3 separate regions of the Mus musculus genome follow, and regions 1 and 3 are each linked to region 2. A link is a loop called in an ENCODE intact Hi-C map of the cell type or tissue named here. Cell type or tissue: heart. All regions are shown on one strand.

Region 1 (2,500 bases), 100 kb before region 2:
CAATGTACTTAGATATAATAATAAATAAATCTTAAAAAAAAAAAAAGAAAAGAAAAGAAAAAAAGAAAAGAAAAAAATTGCTTCTCAGCGGGGCGTGGCGGCTCATGCCTTTAATCCCAGCACTCAGGAGGCAGAGGCAGGTGGATTTCTGAGTTCCAAGTCAGCCTGGTCTACAAAGTGAATTCCAGGACAGTCAGGGCTACACAGAGAAACCCTGTCTCGAAAAAAACCAAAAAAAAAAAAAAAAAAATGCTTCTCATGTAAAGCCCCAGAGGGGCTTTACCTGCTGGAAGACCCCAAGTGAGACAAGATCTATGTTTATTTTTTCTGGTGCGCAGGGATCGATCTTCAGCAGTCTCTCAAGCAAGAGACAGGGGGCGATCCCGGTTCTAGCTTACAAGCACCGTATACATTTTTTTTTTTTTTTAGAGGGCAGATTACAGTAACAGCTTCTAGGCACTTGGTGATGGATGGCTAGACCTTTTGTCTGGTTGGCTGGGTGATATCGGGTCATCCTTGGAGAGTACCTTCGTTCCCCAGAGGGCCCAGGTAGCCTTCAGCCAGCACTTTTTTTTTTTTTTTTTTTTTTTTTTTTTTTCTGGTATGTGTTTTGTCAGAGTCGGTCTGGGTTGGGTCAGAGTTGCTTAATCTTATCATTTATCCACAGGTCAGCACCCCCCACCCACCCCCCGCGCCACACACACACACAGAGAAACACAGAGACACACACAGAGACACATACATCACATCACAGTAAGAAAACTTCACGGGAATTAAAATAAATTATTGTGATACCGTTTTTCTGTCCGCTAAGACTTTCCGTATGATCAGACAGCCTTATGCCCTTTGCTACGCCCCGCCTTCCGTCATCGATTGGTGACTTTGACTGTCACTCAGGCCCTGTGACAGGACCGCTCTGAAATGAGGAAGTGGGGTGGATTTAGAAAGTTCAGAGGAGGTCTGAGCCTGCCATCTTGGGTCCTGTGGTCCCCAGGCGTCCGTTGCGGGAAGTTGTGCTGGTGGCGGAGACCGAGTCACAGGACGCTCCCAGTCCCATCATGGTGAGCTCGGCGCGGCGTCCCTGTGGAGCCGGTGTGGATGGCTGTGGGATGGGGGCTGGGCGGGCTCAGGGCACCCCGGAGCGTCCTATCGCGCCCCGACCATGCGTGGGGACTCGAGCTGGCTGCAACGCCCTGCACAGCTCTGCCACCCACAGGCAAGAGACAGGAATGCCTGACCGCTGGGTCGCTTCAGCGCCGGTGTCACACTAGGAACTCTGGGCTTCCGTTTACCTGCAAGGTTGGGATGGGGAACTCTGCGCCCTGTCTGGAAACTCTCGGAAGCTGGGTGCAGGGAGCTGGGTCTAGTAGGGGTGACTCTCCATCTGTCTGTCACTCTGGGATAGGCCTGTCAGTGTCCTGGCTGTCACCAATCAGGAACTTTATAGACTTGGGAGATGTTGATAGAACCCATCCTTAGGATGGATGAGAGACTAGTGGGTCTGAAAGGATCCCCGAGGATTAAATATTTTTGCGCATTAATTGGAGGAAGTGGGGAAGATAAAAATTCAGTTCCTTGTCCTAAACAGTAGTTTTAAAGTATCTGATAGACTTAATCTTAAAATTGCTGAGGTACAGGAATAGCCACGCATTGGATGTGTGTGGTGCAGACTGTGACGTGGTACCGAGGAGCAGAAGGCAAGGGGGAAGCAGTATGACTGTGAGATCTCTTCAGGCCCTGAGTTGCTCTTTTTTTTTTTTTTTTTTTTTTAAGATTTATTTATTTATTTATTATATGTAAGTACACTGTAGTTATCTTCAGACACACCAGAAGAGGGCGTCAGACCTCGTTACGGATGGTTGTGAGCCACCATGTGGTTGCTGGGATTTGAACTCGGGACCTTTGGAAGAGCAGTCAGTGCTCTTAATCGCTGAGCCATCTTGTAGGACCCCAAGAAGGAGCCCCCCACTCAAGTCTCAGGTCGCGGGGTCACCCAAAGAAACATGAGAGACCTTCTTGAGGCAGCTTTAATGGCCGAGCTCCGGGTCAATCAATACGTATCTCACTCAGGAGACAGAGGAATCGACCCTGAGACTCAAAAACTCAGGGTTTTGATAGGGTAGGGTCTAGGAAGAATTGGCGCGGTAGTGAGCAGAGTAGTACCGGGGCGTATAAGAATTCTAAAGCCGGGGGCTTATCAGAGTCGACAATGCATCTGGTTAATGTTTCAGCTTTTAACTATGCTCTCTATAGAAAGGGGGGCAAGCAGGAGGCGCCGGGCTGCCAGATGGTCAAAGAGTCAGCCAAGATCGTCAGAAGCAGTTCCTATTCCCTCCCTTTCTTTACGACCGGGAGACCTGGGAGACCTAGCTTCAAGACGGACTCGGGCATGCCCGGGCTAGTTTTCTTTGCAGTCTCAGTCCCAGGCCTTTTTAGTTTAAACCTTTTATTTTATTTAATTTCCTTTCATTCCCCTCTTCTTCTGAAGAATAAAGATAAA
Region 2 (2,500 bases):
CTCTATTCTATACAATACCAGTTGTGTGGCTGGTCCTTCCGGGAGGGGGATGCCTTGGCATGGGCCGGCTGAGGCATCCCCTTCCCCCATACCTCACCACACCCCCATAGAACATATCTTAATTCTTCTTTACCTTTTTATAATCACAGCATTGGTGCCGAGACTTGGATCTAGAAACTCTGCAGTTTGCATCCCATTTCAGCCACCACAAGAGATCCACACTCACTGGTAACCCCCTCCCCCCCCCATCCCCCACTGGTCAGAGCAAACCCGTCATGGTCCCAGGGGGAGAGTTCTTGAGCTCAGAGCTACGCCTCTGCTGCCCTGACCCCCATTTTAGGACTTTGCCCCTTGTGTGAGATTTCCCTCTCCTTGGAGACAGTTTCTTTCTCAGAAATTCCCAGCCAAGGTGAACTGGTCTCTGGCTCAAGAGCACAGGCTCTGAGCCTTGGCTCCCGGCCCACAGGTGATGACCTGGCAGTCTGGCCTGTGCTAGAATCTCTCTCGGGTTATTAATGCCCTCAGGACGCTGGTAGTAGCAGTTAATAATGCTATTCTCTCGCCCAGGGGTCACTCTTCGCCACCTCTGTCCCTATTTAATGGGACGTCTTGGTCTAAAATAATATGTCTACATCCCCGCTAAACTAGCACTTTCTCGCTAAAGACCTGTAGCTCAGACTTTCCCCTCGCCCCAGCCCTCAGTTGCTGGCTCTCACTCCCACTGTGGCAGCAGGTTCTGCCGGTTCAAGCGGGTCTGGCTCTGGCCCCCTGCCAGGGACTCTGCTGCCCTTCCCCTCTTCTTGCTCTCTGCGACAGTCTCACCCGGACTGGCAGTTGCACTCGGCTCTCTCAGCCTGCGTGCACTCTGCTGGTCTCTGCCTTCCTCACTCGTGGCCTGCTGCACACCAGTTAGGGACCCTACTTGCTGTCCTCCCCACTCTGCTCCTTTACTCTCAGTTCGTGGTGGGAAAAGCCCGTTGCTTCCTGCCAGAGGTCCCGTCTGTGAGACTTGCTGTCCCATGTGCACAACCACCTGCTGGCCCCTGCCAAAGCCGTTTTCCTGCACACGCGAGCCCCTTTCTCCCTTCCTCTTTCCCTCTCTGTCTAGGACTTATAAAGGCTAGCGGTGGGGTGCACCCCAACTACGTTGCTACGACACGCTCTTTCAGGAGCTGCCTTTCCCCGCCCACTGTGGACTCTGGGCCGTGACTTCTGGCTGCTGGTAGGAATCCCCGCCCCTCAAAGGCACAGACTCACAGGCCTGACCTGCGGTGCCTCTGCCTCAACTGCCACTGGCCCATTGCACAGTTCTGCCCCAACCCACCGGCCCGGGGAGCCACAGGTCTGCCGGCCTTGCTGTGCAGCTACAGCCACCATGGCTTAACGCCCCAGCCAGCGATATGTGGGCCACTGTGCAGCTACAGCCACCAACGCCAAGGCCCTGCCACCCAGAACCACTGCCACCTACTGGCTGCTGTGAGACTCACAGACCTCTACCACGGGAACTGCTGCCATCCAGCCTCCGCCATGTGGGCTATGCAGCACAAACGGCCCAAGCACTTATCTATCCATGCTCCCACACCCCTGGCCTGTTGTCATGGCCTGAACCTGCCTGGACAAACTCATTTCTGTCACCACCATCTTATGCCACTGTGCCAGCTTTCTTATTCTAGTCCTAGCCAAATATTCCTTTGCTAATACAAAATATACTTTACCTACACAACCTGTCAAAGTTACCTAAAGTTATCATTCCTATCCTGTCTGAATATATTTACTACTGTCTTAGTCAGGCTTCCTATTCCTGCACAAACATCATGACCAAGAAGCACTTGGGGAGGAAAGGGTTTATTTAGCTTACTCTTCCACATTGCTGTTCATCACCAAAGAAAGGCAGGACTGGAACTCAAGCAGGTCAGAAAGCAGGAGCTGATGTAGAGGCCATGGAGGGATGTTCTTTACTGGCTTGCTTCCCCTGGCTTGCTCAGCCTGCTCTCTTATAGAACCAAGACTACCAGCCCAAGAGTGTTACCACCCACAAGGGGCCTTTCCCCCTTGATCACTAATTGAGAAAATGCCTTACAGTTGGATCTCATGGAGGCATTTCCTCAACTGAAGCTCCTTTCTCTGTGATAACTCCAGCTGTGTCAAGTTGACACAAAACTAGCCAGTACACTCATGTTATCGATTTAACTGATAAGCTATAGGAAACCCACTCAGATCTGCCTCTCATGGACCAAATAGGCTCCATCCAGACAAGTACATCTGCCTAACCTATTCCAGAGGATGAGATTCCCCTGGGTTTCAAATGTACATCTTAAGAAAAAAAAATTCTTTCTTCCAAAAGTACTTAATCTCTCTCTATAATAAATATATTGTGTTTGAGCATCTTGTCAAGTCCAGGCGCTCACTACATCCAGGACAGCTCCAGAGAAGCAGCCTCCAGATGCTCCATCTCCTGTCTCAGACACAGACGCTTCTCCTGGACCTGTTCCTTCTGACC
Region 3 (2,500 bases), 98 kb before region 2:
TGTGCATGTGGTGGACATCAGTCTTGGTGGCAAATACCTTTTCTAGCTTGGCTGTAAGACCCCAACCCTCGATCCACTAGTGATACTTCGAGATGCCCCCGAGTGAGACACTGAGACACAGATCGATGCAAAAGCAAGAGGCCTATTTTCCGGCACATCAGGATCAACCTTCAATTAGACCCTCAAGACAAGTGACTAGGTGACCCCCGAATGGCTATTACACAGTTTTTATAGTTTTTAGGGGGCACAGGTTACATCAGCAAGGTTACAGTTTAAACTTATTGGCTAAGCATATTGACTTTTAAATCTATTGGCTAGCAAGCATGGGCAGATCATGGCACGCATTTGAACTCTATCTGGGACTTTGCAGAGGGTCAGGTGACTATCAGTACATTTTCTCAAGAATGTTCCTGCTCCTCCCAAGAACTGTGGTTGGAGAACCGAACTTTGCCTAGCCTTGACCCCCTTCCCCCCCTCCCCCCCGGCAGAAAAGGGAACCTGTGGGGGGTGGGGGGTGGGGATGGGGGGTGTAAGGCTGGCAAAAGCCCTTCACAGCCACAGTCAGCCCAAGCTTTTTTTTTTTTTGGTCCATTTTATCTATATTTTCCCACTGACTAGCATAGTTAAATTGTTGAAAATGGGTGCTGGCAGCACGGACGCTGCATTCAAACTTTGGCCAGATTGTCCAATAAAGCCTGGCGTTTACAAGGAAGAAAAAGCCAGTGTTTAGTTTTCTCTGAGATCTATTGAGTTGAGGGCTTTCAGGGTCAGATAAGGTTTTTAAGTTGGCTGGAGCTAGTTACTTGAATGACTCTCTTTGTAGGGACTGTAGATACCAGGACTCAGCAGAATTCGGCAAGGATGATTGGGAGTTGATGGATTTCATTTTGTAATACTATTTGGGATTAGCCTTTTCTCCTGGGTGTTTAAGACCTTGTAGATAGCCACACATTAGACCCTGTTATGGGTAGACGGGGCTCCTTGAGGGTTTCTTTGAGCAGGTTGTTTGGAGAACCTTAGCCTCCTTTGCTCCTTTCAATCAGTTGTGTGATCTGCGGGATGGGTCAAGGTCTTGGTAAGAAGTGTTTATCCTCTGGTCTCCTGTGACCTAGCTAAAATATTGATTGTCATCTCAACCCCTTGTCTTACTGGTCTTAGATTCCAATATAACTGTTAAATGCCCATAGTGTAGTTACAACAGATTTGAAGGACAAACTGTGGTTTGAAACACTGCTGTTCTGTAACACTAAAAACTTGACTCACAGTAAGACTTTTTGTAATTGAAATATATATATTTGTAATTTTATCTATTTAATGTATGAGTGCTCTGATGCACAGGCCAGAAGAGGGCATCAAATCCCCTTATAGATGGTAGTAAGCCACCATGTGGTTGCTGGGACTTGACCTCAGGACCTCTGGAAGAGCAGCCAGTGCTCTTCTTAACTGCTGAGCCAGTTTACCAGCCCCATTTTTTTTAAAGGCATGTACCATTATGCTCATCTAATTTTTTTATGTATGAGTGCTCTACCTGCATGTACATCTGTATGCCAGAAGAGGGCATCAAATCCCATTATAGAAGCCACCATGTGGGTGCCAGGAATTGAATTTAGGACTTTAGGAGAGACTGAGCTATCTCTCCAACCCTGTATTTAAAATCTTGACAAACTTAGTAGAAACTGCAAAAAAAAATTTTTTTTAAGAAAACATATTGTCTTTGCTCTTTGAAAGCTTTATGTATTTTTAGCAATGTCCCTTAAGTTAGTTTGTATAAGTCTCATTGTGACATGAATTTTCTGGTTTTTTTGTTTTTTTGTTTTTTTGTTTTTTTTTTTCTGATCTCCTTTTCACAATCCTTTACTTCAGTACAAAACTATTTTATCATACAAAGTCTTTGCCAAAAAGCACCTGCTTCTCATCAGGATAGTGTCTCAGAGTAAAGAGGCCATCAAAGCCTGCACATAGACCACATCTAATTACTAAATTTATAATAGTTAAGCATTTATCTTCTTTTAAAAACTCTCTTGAGAAGTTCCTGTGATATATGATGTGTTTTGTTCAGATCCTTTCTCTAGCTCCTTCCATGCCCACCAAACCAAAAAATTTTCCCCCAACTAATGTAATTTAAAACAAAAACAAACCTTTACACTACTTAGCACTGCCAGCATGAGAAGGGTCTACGGTCTTTGCTGAATGCGGGCAGCCTGGGCTACAGCCACGGCAAACTTTACTCTCCTTGCCTCGGAGCCTCTCAGCCCAGGCACGTTGGAATTTCACCTGACTTAATCTTGAGCCTGTAGTCATAGCTTCTGTGAGTTCATGAGTTCAGTGTCCCTGACAGGTGGGGAAAGCAGTGTTTCAGAGCAGTCCTCCTTAGCACCTGCCTCCTAGACTTTCTTCCCCTTCTCCCAAGATGACCCCGAGCCTTGGGCATAGGGAATGTGGTAGAGGTGCGCCATTCGAGGCTCAGTTGTCCAGTGCCTTGTTCTGTACACCTTGACCA

The links. Peaks named below come from ENCODE experiments on the same cell type or tissue, not always from the same donor. Only the 100,000 strongest peaks of a DNase experiment are listed, where the experiment ranks them.
Region 1: a loop joins it to region 2, with 5 times the contacts of the local background. A loop is called at or near these places in 7 of 42 quality-filtered maps.
Region 3: it touches region 2 in a loop (5-fold over the local background); 8 of 42 quality-filtered maps call a loop at or near these places.

What each region holds. Positions count from the first base shown.
Region 1 is chr9:22,224,772-22,227,271 of GRCm38, forward strand. It overlaps Zfp809 (zinc finger protein 809), which reads left to right and starts at 941. Exons shown (of 5, transcript NM_001164624.1): 1 at 941-1,061. The coding sequence starts at 1,059. In heart, CTCF peaks have their summits at 363 and 1,214; DNase peaks (open chromatin) are centred at 920 and 2,290; H3K4me3 peaks cover 1,991 bases; H3K27ac peaks cover 1,246 bases.
Region 2 is chr9:22,326,832-22,329,331 of GRCm38, forward strand. No RefSeq gene overlaps it. Among named protein-coding and RNA genes, the nearest start is that of Zfp810, 20 kb to the left of the region's middle. In heart, no CTCF peak of the experiment used is centred here; a DNase peak (open chromatin) is centred at 1,190; H3K4me3 peaks cover 1,471 bases; H3K27ac peaks cover 1,319 bases.
Region 3 is chr9:22,229,209-22,231,708 of GRCm38, forward strand. The region is part of intron 1 of Zfp809 (zinc finger protein 809); the gene reads left to right. Among named protein-coding and RNA genes, the nearest start is that of Zfp809, 4.7 kb to the left of the region's middle. In heart, a CTCF peak has its summit at 1,543 (motif pointing right); no DNase peak of the experiment used is centred here.